Linked DNA regions of Homo sapiens: region 1 is linked to region 2. The links are chromatin loops, found by intact Hi-C in ENCODE. Cell type or tissue: PC-9. All regions are shown on one strand.

Region 1 (8,000 bases), 130 kb before region 2:
TTATTTATTTATTTATTTATTGAGATGGAGTCTCACTCTGTTGCCCAGGCTGGAGTGCAGTGGCACCATCTTGGCTCACTGCAACCTCCGCCTCCCAGGTTCAAGCGATTCTCCCGCCTCAACCTCCCACGTAGCTGGGATTACAGGCGCCCACCACCACGCCCGGCTAATGTTTGTATTTTTGTAGAGACAGGGTTTCACCATGTTGGCCAGGCTGGTCTCGAACTCCTGACCTCAGGTGATCTGCCCTTGGCCTCCCAAAGTGCTGGGATTACAGGAGTGAGCCACCGCCTCCAGCCTAAATGAACCACTTCTGAGACTGCAAAAATTGTCTCACTGTTTTTATGCGTTATGACACAGTATTTTTCAGAAGGACAATTATTAAAAGGCATGAAAAGACTATTTGAAAAGGTTAAAGAAATAGGTTTGTTTTAATAAGGAGAGAATGATAAACAGCCAATATGAATGTTTACATGTATGAGAGAATACAGGGAATTAAAGCAGATGTTTTTGTTTTCAACTGATATAAAAAATTAGGAGTTAGTCTTTCATTTTAAAATGGAGGCATATGTTTGACTTAGAGAAAGTGTTGACTGTAGAATGTTACTAAAGGAGTTTGTAGAATCTCCTTTTTCAGATATTTTTAAAGAATAGAAAATGGTATCGCTTGACTTGGGCAGATTCTTGCCTAATGTGTCCTTTCTAAAATACAACCACAGACATCAGTATCATTTATGGTAGAGAATGGGGAGGCTTACTCTCCGAATTCATGCAACAAACATTTATGGAGCCTCATGATGTACCAGGCACTAGGAATTAAACTTCCAATTCAATGTCCCCATGCAAACAGATCTTCAGATAGATAGGCAGATAGACAGTGGAAAGGGAATGTGGTAAATGCCATGTAGGGAAGGGGAAAGACTGGCCCAGTAATTATGACCACCTTTAACTGAGTCCAGGCACTGTCAGGCAGTGTCCAGGCACAGTGTCAAGCACTCCATGTACATTATTTTATTTAGTGCTCACAACAACCCTATGGAATATATACTATCATTTGCCAGCTATTATCCATGAAGAAACTAAGGTTAAGGAGAGATTAAATAACTTGCCCAAGATCACGCAGACAGCAAATTGCAGAGATTGTTTTGACTGTAGAGTTGAAGTTCTTAAACCCTGGGCCAGCCAGTCAGAATCTGAGAGGAGACAAGTAAGGTTGGTGAGGGGAATGGGAATTGAAAGGGATGAGGAAAGCCTTCTGAAGGAGAAGCCATTTCAATGGAGTTTTGAATGAGCAGGAGTTGGCCAGGTGTATTTTATCCGGGGGGCTGGTAGTGGAGGAGAAGACATGTTTGCCAGATAAAGCAGCTGTGGAAGGGACTGAATTTCAGTCACTTGTTATTTAGCTAAAGACATGGTCATTCTAAAGTCCCTACCGAGTTCTTGCACACTGATACCAGGGTTTTCAATGAGTAGTGCTCAGTTTATAAGAGTTAAGAAGTCACCATTTTTTTTTCTTAGTCCAAATGAAAATAGTGCTTCATCTGAGATCTGCGTATGAATGGCTCTGCCTGTCTTTGGTCAACCCATTTTCCACTCCCTTTACTTGTCCCTTCTTTCCCTCCGGCCTCTAACTCTCTTAGTCCTTCCTTCTTTTCTCTGAAATGAAGCTCTCTCCTACCCATAGAGAACACTTCCTCCTCTGGTTCACCAGGAAGTTTTTTTGGGCACAGCTTCATGGCCTCTCACAGTGATGGATCCTTATTTAAAGCCTGAAATCGATTTCCCCATGGCATCACAATATCTATGGCCATGCTTCCCTCTCAAACATGTGCATTTACTTTTTTTTGGAAGGAGAGAGGAGCAAAATTCATAATTCTTTTCTTCTTTCAGGCCTTTTAATAGTTCCAGTTCTTCTCTGGTCAATCAATCCCCATTTAGTGGAGGCTTAAGCTCCCTCCAGCCTGATTCTCTTTTATACGGCTGCCTTTCTGATGTCGTATATCGGTACAAACAAATAAACATAAAGAGGTTTGGTTTTTCTTTTTTCAGTTTGTTTCTTCTCAGGAAAATAAATTCTATTTAATTTTTCTGACTCCAATATACTCTTGCATGTCATAGAATCTTGTTTTATAATCAGCTATTGGAACTTTAGTAGGTCTACAAACAACCATTTCCTTTCCTAACTAAAATCAGAACCAATTGAAAAAGAGAAGAGGAGTCAGACCACTGCCTCACAGACAGTGGATTTTAAAATGTGGCTTTAGATCTGCAGTCGTCACTGGCCTCCAACACGTAACTCCTGAAAGAGACTGTCAGAGCAGTGATGCCAACGCAGACCCGGGGAATGACAGGACTTCCCCAGACAGTCCCCACCGGGCAGAGTCTGCCCGGTGAGCTCATTCCCTCTAAGGAGGAGTGAATCAGGACAGCTAGAGCTGGGACTGACATGTTGAAGCAAGTTTCTGCACACAGAAATAGGAGGCCAGGGTAAAGGAAAATCCTCCATGTTGAGATGTGGAAAGAAACCTGATTTTTGTTTGTCTCCCTTTATAACATTAATTCCCATTCCTTTCAGATTAGACTTTCATGTGTTATTTGTCGTTTACATAATGCTTTTGAATACAATTATTTAAACCTTTTTCTGTCTGTCTCACATTTCTCGGATGAGATATTCTCACTTTCCTCTTAAGGGTATTTTATTGTTCTTGTGTAACTACTGTCAAAAAATAAAAATTTCAACAAATTTAGTTTAATGATCTAAACTATTAGTGATTCATTAATCAGACGGTATCCCATCTATGAAACAGAAAAGCACGCTAGTAAGCTGAGGAGAGGCAGTGGGCTTTATAGGCAGAAAAGCCTGAAGAAAGCAGAAACAGGAACAGAAAGCCGATTGGTTGTTTCAAAGTTACTTTCTTTAAAAGGATAAAGCAGAGCCAGGGGACTTTCTTATTATGTCAGCTCAGGTTGACTGGGCCCCTTTTAATTGATTGCTGTGAATCTGTTTTTTGTTGTTGTTGTTTTGTGTTTTTTTGGGGGTTTTTTTGTTTGTTTTCTAACTGGCTGATTTTAAAGTCCAGTTTGGGGACCTAGCACTAGTGATTCCATTCTGGTTTGGTCTGTTCTTCTGGGCCTAGTGCAAGAGCTTAGTCCAAAACAATAGCCTCCCATAAATTTAACACTACTCTCAGTAAAAATAACCATTGGTATTTTTATAGCATGGCTTTTAATAATGCCTATATTCTCATATTTGCAAAGTGCATTTTCCTGAGCTGATTTTATCAGTGGCTTTACTTCCAAAATAATTTCCTTTTAGGACAATATCAGAACGGCACATACAAGTGTCCCCAAGTCATATTTGGAATAAGATCACTTGGGAACACAAGTCAAAGAAGGTATGTAACCAACTCACCTCATCTAATGGAACAGGTTTCCCTGGGCAAGCATAAGATTATTGTACATTGTTCAAAGATTTCAAGACAGATAGCGTAGATTTCAAGAATGCCAAACATAAGGCAGAGAGGAGTCTACTGGGATATTTTCCCGAATTGTGGCTTGTATCTCTCTCTGGTCTATTAGAAGACCTCCTGCATACCCCTAACAAGAGAAAAAATGACAGATGAAAGAAAGAGAGAGAGAGAGACTTTCTTGTAATTAATCTAATAGGCATTTTTAAAATTGAACACTTGGACTTCCTCCAACTGGCATCTTTAAAACACCCATTGATTAACAGGCAAATGGGATGAGTGAATTCATTATAAGAAGTGAATCCTTTGCGTCCACCAGATTCTTCTGCCTTCATTGTCATCAAAGTTCTTGGGCTCACTCACTGGCTATCATCCCTCTCACTCATCTCTAAAATGGTTTCAACATCCCCTCTGTGCGGTCCAGTTTCTCACCTAATTTGCATTAGGCTGATTCATTCATTCCTCAGCAGGGTTACTTGATGTGCTTTCTTCCCAGTGGCATCCATGTGTAAAGCTGTCTCTCACTGGCTCTTATCACAGTCAGATTCAAAATGCTCATTTCAGAAAGACTGCAAGTCTTAATAGAAGGTATAGAATTTAACAACATGAACACAGTGAAAGTTTAAGAATGGTTTCTGGAATACCTGAAATCTATTCTGCTTATATTAAAATGGCTTTCGGCAGAGGGTGAAAAACCCTGCCGGCAATCAGAGCATTCTGTGACATTCAAGTCTGCCCAGAGTCAGCAGCCAAGCAGCGTGCTCTCTGATCTACAGATTTGCATTGTTCACTAACCTTCCTGTGCCAAAAACACTCAGTTGCTCCCTTTCACCAGCCTCTAAGGTCACAAGACAGACAGTTCTTTCTTGATTACTCAAACAAATACACGTCTGATTCAGAGCGGGGAAAAAAGAGTTGCCAACAGTCAAGGCTTAGAAAGGCCAGGGCTGCTTGCACTTAGAAGCCAGCCTGATGAATCACCACATCCATGACTAATTGTGGGGTTCAAGTGTGCCCAGTTATAGAGCCTGTTTTTTAGAAAGGAAAATGCTAAAGAAGACACATAGAAATGTGGAAGAAAACTAGACACTTTTGTGTGACTACACAGATGGCCCGTGGTCATTAACAGGCTTGATACATACCTTTCTCTATATATATATAGTTTTTTTTTTTTTTTTTGACAGAGTTTCACTCTTATTGCCCAGGCTAGAGTGCAATGGTGCAATCTCAGCTCACCAAAACCTCCGCCTCCCGGGTTCAAGCAATTCTCCTGCCTCAGCCTCCTGAGTAGCTGAGATTACAGGCATGCGCCACCATGCCTGACTAATTTTGTATTTTTAGTAGAGATGGGGTTTCTTCATGTTGGTCAGGCTGGTCTTGAACTCCCAACCTCAGGTGATCCGCCAGCCTCGGCCTCCCAAAGTGCTGGGATTAGAGGTATAAGCCACTGCACCCAGCCCTCTCTCTATGTTCTTTCAATTAAGCCCCAGAAAATGTGGAAATGCCATTGCCCTCAACCTGGCTTTCCTCACAAGAGTAAACTTCATGGGCTTAAAAAAAATTCCAAACATTTTTTAAATCTCATAAGGTTAAGAAAGGGCAGTCGACTTCAATAAATTATGATGCTGATGATTTTTGTTTTAAAAAACTGGCAAAAACAGACTTTTACATATATATGACTATCATATATGACTTTTACATATACGTATATAGGTGAATTACTTATATACATATAAGTACATAAAGTATACAGTTACATGTATGTTAAAGTATGTATATACATATCTAATGTAAATATACATATATATGCACATATGAACCTATATCTTCATTGCATGCTTATGTAATAGATGCAGTGTGTAATATGTGTAAATCCATGTTTTATTTGTATAGATACCAAGGACATGATAATAAAAATGACATAGTTCTTGTCCTCAATTGTATAGTCTGTTGGGAAAGAAAACACACAAATAGAAAAAATTTTCATATAGAGAATTTTTAATATTCTCTATATGCTGCTATAAAATCAATAGTAGTCATGCACAGGGTGTTGTTGGCATAAGGGAGGAAACCTTGAAAAAGGGGTACATGTTAGGGAAAGCTTTGGGAAAGTGAGAGATGAGCTGATCTGAAAGGACTTGTAGTAGTGACTCTTGTTGAGTGGGAGGGAGGGGTAGGCAATGAATGGAGGAAATCCCAGGTAGAGGAAAAAGAGAGTACCAGAACAGCCCCACATTTATTTAAGAAATTGAAATTATAGCTAAAAACCTCCACACACAAAACTCCAGGCACCAAAGTTTTCATGGTTAAATTGTACCAAACCTTTAGTAAATAAATAAAACCAATTATACACAAACTCTTCCAGAAAATTTAAGACAAGGAAATACTTCCCACTTTATCTGGGAGGGCTGCCTTACCTTAACCCAAAATCTAGATGTTACAAGAAAAGATAACTACACAACATTAAATATCCCACATAAACATAGGTACGAAAAACCTTGAGAAAATTATAGCAAATGAAATTTAACAACATATAGAAAGAATAATACATCATGAATAAATGAGGTTTATTATGAGAGTGCAGGGCAAACATTTGGAAATAAATTGACGTAATTCACCATATAAAAAACAGACGAACATCTCAATAGGTGCAGAAAATATAATTGACAAAATTCTATATAGATTCATGATAGAATGAACAGCACTCAGTAATCTGGGAATAGATGGGAATTCCCTTAACTTGATAAAGGCATCCATTTAAAAAACAAATAACCAAAATACTATAGCTAGCATCAAACTGAATGGGAAATGACAATTCAGTGCAGAAACAATTGGTGTTGAAACAATTTGATATCCACATGTCCTATAGTTTGAATATGTCCCCTTCAAAATTCAGGTGTTAAAACTTAATGGCCAATGCAGTGACATTAAAAGGTGGGTCTTCTCAGAGGTTATTAGGTAATGAGAGCTCCTCCCATTACGAGTGGGATTAAGGCCCTCATAAAAGGAGCTTCACTCAACATTTGACCCTCTTGCCCTCTGCCTTCCACCATATAAGGACACAGTGTTCTGCCTCTCCTGAGTAAGCAGCAACAACGCACCATCTTGGAATCAGGGGACGGCCCTCACCAGACAACTAAATCTGCAGACACCTTGGACTTCCCAGCCTCCAGAACTGTAAGAAATAGATTTCTGTTCTTTACACATTATCCAGTCTTGGGTGTTCTATCATAGCAACACTAGTAAACTAAGACAATATGCAGAGAGAGAAAAAGAGAGAGAGGAAGGAAGGAGGGAGGGAAGGAGGAACAAAAGAAAGAGAGATCTTTAAAGCATACCTTACATACAAATACTAACTCAAAATGGATCAATACCTAAAAGTGAAATCTAAATTAAATTATTGTACCTTTTGAAAAAATAAGCCACAGAATGGGAGAAAATGCTTGCAAATCATTTATCTGATAAAGAACTTATAACAAAGATATATAAGGATGTCTCAAAACTCAATACTAAGAAAACAACAATGTAATACAAAAAGGACAAAATTTATTTTCGTTTGGTCACTTTTTAAAAATTTTACTTTAAGTTCTGGGATATATTTGCAGAATGTGCAGGTTTGTTACGTAGGTATACATGAGTTGACACTTCACCAAAGAAGATATTCATATAACAAATAATTACATGAAAAGACCCTTGAGTTCATTAGTTATGAAGCAAATGAAAAACCCTAATGACATACTACTACATGCCTATTACAATTACTAAAATCAAAAGAACTGACAATATTGATGATCACATAGAAAAAGCGAAACTTTCATACATTCCTAATGGAAATGCAAAATAGTATTGTCACTTTAGAAAAACAGTTTAGCAGCTTCTTAAAGAGTTAAGTATTTACCTACAATACAATCTAGCATTGCCACTTCAAAGATGAAAGTTTTATTTACATAAAAGCAGATATAGAAAAGTTTATACAGCTTTTCTATATATCTTCCAAAACTGGAACAACACAAATGTTCTTCAACAGGTGAATGGATAACCAAATTATGGTACATCCATACAATGGAATACTATTCAGGATTAAAAAGGAATGAACTACTGATAGACACAACATGGCCAAGTGCATTATACCAAGCAAAAAAAGCCAGATTTAAAAGACTACATACTGGCTGGGCATGGTGGCTCAAGCCTGTAATCCTAGCACTTTGGGAGGCTGAGGCAGGTGGATCACTTGAGGTCAAGAGTTCAAGACTGGCCTGGCCAACATGATGAAACCCCATCTCTACTAAAAATAGCTAATTAGCTGGGCCTGCTGGCGGGAACCAGTAATCCCAGTTACTCAGGAGGCTGAGGCAGGAGAATCGCTTAAACCTGGGAGGTAGAGGGTACTGTGAACCAAGATCGTGCCACTGCACTCTAGCCTGGGTGACAGAGTAAGACTCTGCCTCAAAAATAAATAAAATAAAATAAAAGATTGCATACTTTTACTTGATTCCAGTTGTATGACATTCTGAAAAAAAGCAAAACTATAGG
Region 2 (8,000 bases):
TTGATGCATTTTGATCCTGAAACAGGATTCCATATTAAAGTCAGCTAGCACGTTTATGTTAATTTTGTTTAAATCAAACACTACTTCTTATGTGGCTATAGCAAATAATGCTTAGAGTCCTAGGAAATTACATTAGCTTCATATCTAGACATTTTGGCTGGAACTAAAATATCAAGTGTTGTTTATACATGAAATCATGTAATCTTAGAGTTGGAAGACCTTAAAGGTCATGTAGTACAATGTTCAGACCAACGCATGAGGCCACACTCTCCACAATGTCCTGCTTCTTTTAAAAGTCTTTCTATTTATTCATCCAGTGAATATTTGTAGATTACCAACAATGCACAGGGTGCTGGAGATACATGATACGTGATATGTTCTCTGTCTTCATGAAACTTACTTTAAAAAATTGATAGATGACTAGCAATTTAGACTGCTGTTTCTCTCCTACCACCGCCGACCCCCTTTCCTTAACATCAAAAAATACAAACCAACCTACTAGCCAAATATGTCAAAATATGTCTTGGAACAATGTCCACTGGCCTTCTGGGAGTAGCATGAATTCTATTCATAGCCTAGTCTATTCCCCATGACCTCAGCCACTTCTCAATGTTCAGCCCTTATCTCTCCCTGACTCTCTCTCTTATGATTTTTTAAAACTCACTGCACCTACCAGAAATAATAATAATGATTAAAGGGCCTCTACTCATAAATTCAAATGCCTAGTTGTTTTAGTAATACTAGCTTACACTTACATAGTACTTTCCATGAACCAGGCACTTTCTGAAGCACTTGATATGTGTTCACTCCTTGAATTTTCATAAAAACATTGTGAAGTAGGCACTCATTTTAGTCTTCATTTTACAAATGAATATACTGAGGCATGTAAAATCAAACGCCATACTTGTCAAAGGTAAGCTAGAATTGCATTGTGACACTATTAGTTAAAGAGTAATTAAGAGTAATGCAATGAAATCCTGTAAGAATCTTAGTATCTTATAGTGTCTAAATAAATATGTAAATAAATGCAGTTTTGTGTAATCACAAATTGTGGTACACTTTTTAGATGCTCGAGACTGATTTTTGTTTTGGATAAATCCAGGTCTGCATTGCCCAATATGGAAGCCACTAGCCATACATGACATACAAATCTTAATTAATTAAAAATTAATAAATTTAAAATTCAGTTCCTCTGTCAAATTAGCTACATTATAGAATGTGCAATAGCCAATAGCCACATGTGGCTAGTGGCTAGAGTATTGGGCAGCACAAATACTGAATGTCTCTATCATCACAGAAAGTTCTGTTGGACAACACTGATCTAGATGGTGATGAAAATGGCAAAAACCCTATCTATGAGAGAGAATGATGTATTGAAGGCCAGACTGAAGCCCTTGGGTTAGCTCCTGCCCTCCTTGACTCATGAGCAAAATGGATTAGGCAAATGCTTTATTTTCTTGTTCTTCCTCCTTTTTTATCACACAAATATCAAAAATTCATCATTAGCAAAATTGAAAATGCAAAGAAGTAAAATGAAAAACAAGTCATAAATTCTCCTAAGTTAGGTGATGCTACTTTGAAGTAGAAATCCACTTCTAAATAGAAGGTAATTAGTGATTAATTTTTGTTTAATTTTTCCTCTGAGTCTTTCAATAGCTAATAATGGACCTACTGTGATCTCACAATAATCTACTACATTTTACATATTAATATGCTTACTCAATAAGTAATTACCAAGAATTTCTTTAAATTAAAAAAAGAAAACTGAATTAACAGAAACAGGTACTCTACCCAGAGGGGAGAAGCGTAACACTTTAGTGTAGACTAACTCATTTCAACTATTAGGAAACCCAGGGAATCCCATCCTTTTACAAAAATATTTTCATACTCCCTTTAAAGAGCAGAGTGGGAAAATGTTGAGGAAATGAGGCCTTCCTGTTTCTGCCACATGTGTTTAATTATCCAGCTGCAGCTCCAAAATAAGTAAGATCGGAAAATTCTTTCAGATCTCCGTGTAGCTGAATATCAAAGGAAATTTGGGTGATTCTAAAACTATTGTACTTCTGGTTCGTGTTGGAATTATGAGAGTTCTCCTGTTTTTGTCTCTAAATATAGAGTTCAGTGATTTGAACCTATGGAATCTCCCTGCAGTCTTTTTTCTTTTATATGACGACTATATAATAAGTGAAGAGCATTTTGAAGAGGGCAAGTTCACTTTTTTTAGTTGAGGCCAAAGGCCACAGTAAAATCTTTGTTCTTTTACTTTTATTTCTAACTATGCCTAATTTTTTTAGTATTCTCTGAAATTTTATTAAATTCTTTTTATAAATATCTTTCTGGATCTTTTAAAACTTTTTTTCTTCAACATCTAAGAAAAAACATGTCACAATAATATTGTGATGCTTGCCTTTGCTGGGCAAAATATGTTTTTCAGACGTTAATCTTTATTACAAATATAGATCTGAAGGAGCTTTAGGCAGTCAGTTCAGTCTAACCTGTTTCCAAACAGGTCTGATGAAGCCTGAGCTGGTGATGCCACCAAGGCAGATTTTATGATAGGGAGAAAGTGCAATATTTGAAGGGTAGAAAACAGCAAGAAAGTGATTCTGTGCGCTGAGCTTCAGGACTCTGACCACTATGCTTCCTCACGGATGGGTCACTTCTTTTTTTCTTTTTTTTTTTTTTTTTGAGACGGAGTCTCGCTCTGTCGCCCAGGCCGGAGTGCAGTGGCGCGATCTCGGCTCACTGCAAGCTCCGCCTCCAGGGTTCACGCCATTCCCCTGCCTCAGCCTCCGGAGTAGCTGGGACTACAGGCGGCCGCCATCATGCCCAGCTATTTTTTAGCAGAGACTGGCTTTCACCGTGTTAGCCAGGATGGTCTCTATCTCCTGACCTCGCGATCCGCCCGCCTCGGCCTTCCAGAGTGCTGGGATTACAGGCGTGAGCCATCGCACCCGGCCCGGATGGGTCACTTCTTTAGGAAAGAAAACCTCTACTCCACTGTTAAATGTAAGAGCTCAGAAACCATTGAAATACTTTTTATATAATGTTAAGGAGTACAAGAAAGTGTAATGGTAGAGGAACAGTCAATGCAAAAAGTAAAATCAATACATGCCAATAAAAAATGTGAAACCTTCTAAAGGAAAGAATATATACATTTGCCCAAGAAATTCTTCTATTTAGAATAAACAATTTTAAAACATGGATATGCATATTTAGTATGAGACATTAACATGTAAATTATCTTTAAATAGTTTTTTATTATATTGTTAAAAGAGTAAAGAATGTGTGTTGGGGTCCTAGGTGTGGAAAGTGATGCTGAGCCAGAATTAGGAAGATACTCTGTTATTGAGAAGCTGGGAATTTGAAAGGAAGTTTGGTATCTGAGAGAGGTGAAGGAGGGAGGGGGCATAAACATTTTTCCACAAACACTCCCAGATCAGGAATTTGTGTGACTAAGGCATGATGCATAACTGAAATCTAAAAAGGTGTGACTAATGCCTGTGTAATTTTTTGTGGTGCATTTCTGTTCATGAAAGTAAAACAATGCCTTTTCCAAGTTTTAGTATTTGGAAAGCTTCCCATAGGGAGTATCAAAAATACATATTCTTCCACTACCTTTACTCTTCCACAATTAATTCTGGCTTCACTCCTCACCTATTGTGGGACTGTGAACCAGTGACCTAGCTTCTCCATGTTGCTTTTCCCACGTGTAAAATTGAGATATTAATAGTACATATGACATAAAGTTGTTATAAGTTGTTATAAATGAGGTAAAGATTAAATAAAATACTAATTGAATCTAAAACATAAAGTTGTTATAAAGATTAAGTGAGATAGTGCAAATAAAGTGCTTAGCACAGCGCCTGGAACATAGTGAAGTCTGCAATAAGTGGAAGTCATTCAAACTATTAGGGTCTTTAAAACCACAGGGATATTTCACAGGAACAAAGCAGTGATCTATATAGTATGTCATATGAATGGGAAAAATAGCCAATGTGACAAAAGAAGATACACATCAGTGTCTGTTGAATTAAGGCTCTGGTTGGTGATAATTCTATACCTGTGGATTTCCGAAGACCAGCTGAACAAACACAATTCCCAATAAATATACTTGTCTGCCTTACGAGGCAGCATTCTGTCGAACTGTGCTATCCAATAGAGCTTTCTCTGATGATGGAAATATTCTATTACTCTCTACCCAGTACAGTAGCCTCTTGCCACATGTCATAACTGAGTACTTGGAATATGGTTAGTATAACTGAGGGACTGAACTTTTATTTTAAATTTAGATAGCCATATGTGGCTGTGGCTGCCATTTTGGACAGCACAGCTATAGAAAGATACAAATAAACAGCATACATAAGTCATAAGTCATATATTTAAAACAACTTCTCTTTTCCTCACTCTACATTATGCCAAAGCCAAAAGACAAGTTTAAGTACCTTGCATCATCCTTTTATTATGGCACACTAGAATACTCAGCGTAGGTATATGCTGAAGGGGCAAAGAGCAAGGACATTCCAGTAGCATAGCACATCTAGAACCCAGATCTCAGTTTCAAAGTACCATTATTCACTAAGAGTACACATGAATTTTTGGAGACGTGGCTGATTCCGAGTTGGAGATGAAGAATACAAAGTCAAAAAACAAAAACAAAACAAAACATGATGCAGTTACACAAAGAAATTTCAATATTTGTTTGCATTTTTGAAAGATATTAAAGGTTGTCCAATCGTTGCCTACAGCAACACTTCTTAAAATTCCATTTATCCCATTCCTTTCCATATCTCCCGCACCCTGCATCTGTCTTAAATATCAGACTCTCCCCCTTTTCCTCTCAATTCCCACTAAATTCAGTCTCCAAACAAAATTTGTATAGCTCCTCACCTCTCTCCATTCTTTTGCTTTCTCCTCAAGTCTTTCTTTTTTCCCCCTTGAATAAATCTTTCTAGTGCAGATACCCCTTCCTTGCTTCTCCTTTCCCCATTCTCTGATTTTATGGCACAGAAAGCAAGGAACCAAGATGGCAGATTCAACATATCTCTTAGAAATTACAAAGACCAAGCTAACAAATTCAGATTTCTCTTATAGACGTGGTCAGAGGGAGAAAGTATGGAAGTACTTGTAACTTAATTTTTTCTTTCTACTTATTTTTGAGTCCTAAGCACATGTATTATATACTATTTTCTGAGACCCTTTCTAATGTCATCTAACCAAGTTTCTGAAAGCACCACACACAGTTAATCCTATACATGCAATTATTTGTTGACTATATAATATTATAAGTAAAATTACTTCCTGCCAAAAATATATCCTCATTTCAGATAGCAAGTTCCCTGTTAGAATGAGGTATGTATTTCCTTTCCAAGCATTATTATACAAAAATAGAAATACACCTAGAGGAATAACACATTAAACAACTATCAAACGTTAACATTCAACATATCTGTTTCTGCCCTGGCAGGTTCCTGGCATCAGACAATGCCTGGAATGGAACTATTCCTAAAAGTGGAAGGGCTGATGGCATTGTACCATCGTAGGTACAATGCACGCCATGGGGTGTAGCTGGGAAGGGTGTGTTTGGGGTGGAAGCAAAAATCATAAGGTCACCCGAATGCTAGTTGAGGGGTAAGACACACGAAGAGTAAGCAAGATGCCCCCAAAATTCCATTTCACGGTATTGCCTCTAGTCGTCCTTATCCATTCATCAAATAATTAAGGTATGAACAATATATAATTAAATAATTTTGGCAAAAGGTGAGTTTCTGTTATTATACAAAGGCTTAACTAATAATGTGAGTCTTAAGGTTTCATACTATGAAATGCTAGAAAACATAACAGACGTTCTCACACCTTTCTCAGTTTCTATCTTGGTGCCTCTATTAATACACGAAAATAATGTGCTTCCCCTTTACAGCCATGAAAATCATATTGAAAATGATGCATACTAAACAAAAAGATACTGTGTCCTTGAAGAATCAGGCCATAAACAAGACTTCTTTTGGCATTCACTAGAAAAATCTCAAACTCATGAGGACCTTTTTCCAAGGCCATCTTTTAAGTAACGCAAATTTGGAAATACATGAGAGGAAATAATTTGTTAACCAGCTGTCTTTCTTAAACATCTCATTAAACAAATTAATCCATACCAAAGGGGCTACCATACAAGGTCATAAATGAAACAAGTCTTGCATATTTGTCACTAGGGCAAAAGATACAAAAGAGATAAAATTCTGGGAACAAACTATGCTGTTTAAACTCTCACAAACACTTTCTAATTAAAATTTGGAATAGAACGGAAATCAACAGTACTCAGTCATTTCTTTACATCAACTATATTTAGAATAGGACAAATAATGAAAGATTTAATAATGTTCATATGGAATGCATTGAGATCAGGCAGCTTGGAGAGGTTGGCTTTATAGACAAAAATACTCTATGATTCCACTTATATGAGGTACCTAAAGGAGTCAATTTATAGAAACAGAAAGCAGAATGGTGGTCTCCAGAGGCTGGGAGGAAACGTGAATGGGGAGTTGTTTAATGGGTATAGAGTTCGTCTTGGAAGATGAAAGGAGTTCTGGAGATTGGTTGCACAACAATATGAATATACTTAACTCTACTGAATTGTACATTTAAAAATGGTTAAGATGGCAACTGTTCTATTATGTGTATTTTACCACAATTAAATTTCTTTAAAAGAGAGAAAAAATACCTCAGTTGTTTCCTGTAATATTCAGATAGAATTCTGGAGGAAAGATCGTCTAAGTCCTAGTTATGTTAGATCCTTCAAGATCCTGTCCCTCCTTACGTCTCCCTCTGATGACGTCTCCCTTCAGCACTGACACTCTGTACTGCTAGCTGTACTGGAAAGTTCCTAGATGGCAGTTTTTTTCTCAAACTCTGACTCCCAGAACATTTTCTACTTTTTCCCCTGGGAGATGATGGGGGATTTACCCTGAAGCTAAGGAAGCTAAGACAGCAGGGCACTTCACCACCATTCTCTTCCAAAGCCATGTACTTAATTTTTTTCATTTTATTTTAAACCACTCCCTCTCTCCCCACATACACAAAAAATTTGTATAAGCTTCAGACCCCACTAAACTTGCATCCACCTCTGCCAAGGTGTCTTATATATATAGTAGGATATCCCTTCCTCCAGGACATAAGCATCCTGTCCCAAACCCCCTTTTGGTGATGTGTGTATTGTCACATTGTTTACGTATTGTCACAGACACTGGATTGTACTTACCAGCCTTCCAAACCAAGCTGTGTGTGTTTTCTAAGGAAAGGGATTTTATTTGTCTCTCTACTTCAGTTCCTGAAACATAGTACAGGATAAGTGTACAAGAATTGATTTAAGTCAGTTCACGAACTGACTTAAGAAAGCTGGCAGAAGAGTCAGGACTAAAATCGAGTCTTTAAGTTATGGGTACGCAAAGGCAGACAGAGTGGTATAATGGCCATTGGAGACTCAGAAGAGGGAGGGTAAGAGGAGGGCGAGGGAAGAAAATTACATATTGATTACCACATACACTGTTCAGGTGGCAGGTACACTAAAATCTCAGATTTCACCACTATACAATTCATCCATGTAACCAAAAATCACTTGTTCCCCAAAAGCTATCAAAATTTTAAAACTCTTTTTAAATAATTAATATAATAATAATAATAAAATCGAGTCTTTAGTATTTCCCCTACCCCTAACTCATCTTTTCTTCTTTGCCTAGTTAGGGGCACACAAACTTCCCTCTTAGAAATATAGGGATTTGCTTGCTATGCAAAGTAAACATTAAACAGGTTTAACTAGACAGCTCAAGTTTTATGAAACTAATCTTTATGTCAAGACACTGAAGGCAACTTAATAAAAACAGGGATTTAGATATGAATAAACTATATACAAACTTGACGTCCTACTTGAAGAAAAAGTAAAAGTTGGGCTCAGTATTTCTGTCTGCATACTGTGCAAACAATTCCTAAAATACAAATCATACCTC

The links. Hi-C counts contacts between places; a loop is a spot of excess contacts. Peaks named below come from ENCODE experiments on the same cell type or tissue, not always from the same donor. Only the 100,000 strongest peaks of a DNase experiment are listed, where the experiment ranks them.
Region 1: a loop joins it to region 2, with 9 times the contacts of the local background. A loop is called at or near these places in 4 of 110 quality-filtered maps.

Annotation. Positions count from the first base shown.
Region 1 is chr7:116,313,116-116,321,115 of GRCh38, forward strand. It overlaps LOC105375463 (a long non-coding RNA gene), which reads left to right. Exons shown (of 7, transcript XR_001745336.2): 4 at 3,317-3,395; 5 at 6,526-6,644. Among named protein-coding and RNA genes, the nearest start is that of TES, 110 kb to the left of the region's middle. RefSeq lists enhancers at 4,024-4,103, 4,204-4,353. In PC-9, no CTCF peak of the experiment used is centred here; DNase peaks (open chromatin) are centred at 3,916, 4,346 and 5,006; H3K4me3 peaks cover 1,052 bases; H3K27ac peaks cover 3,223 bases.
Region 2 is chr7:116,439,781-116,447,780 of GRCh38, forward strand. All of the region lies in intron 1 of CAV2-DT (CAV2 divergent transcript), which reads right to left. Among named protein-coding and RNA genes, the nearest start is that of CAV2-DT, 56 kb to the right of the region's middle. RefSeq lists an enhancer at 2,698-3,897. In PC-9, no CTCF peak of the experiment used is centred here; DNase peaks (open chromatin) are centred at 2,531, 3,481 and 7,831; H3K4me3 peaks cover 2,411 bases; H3K27ac peaks cover 4,950 bases.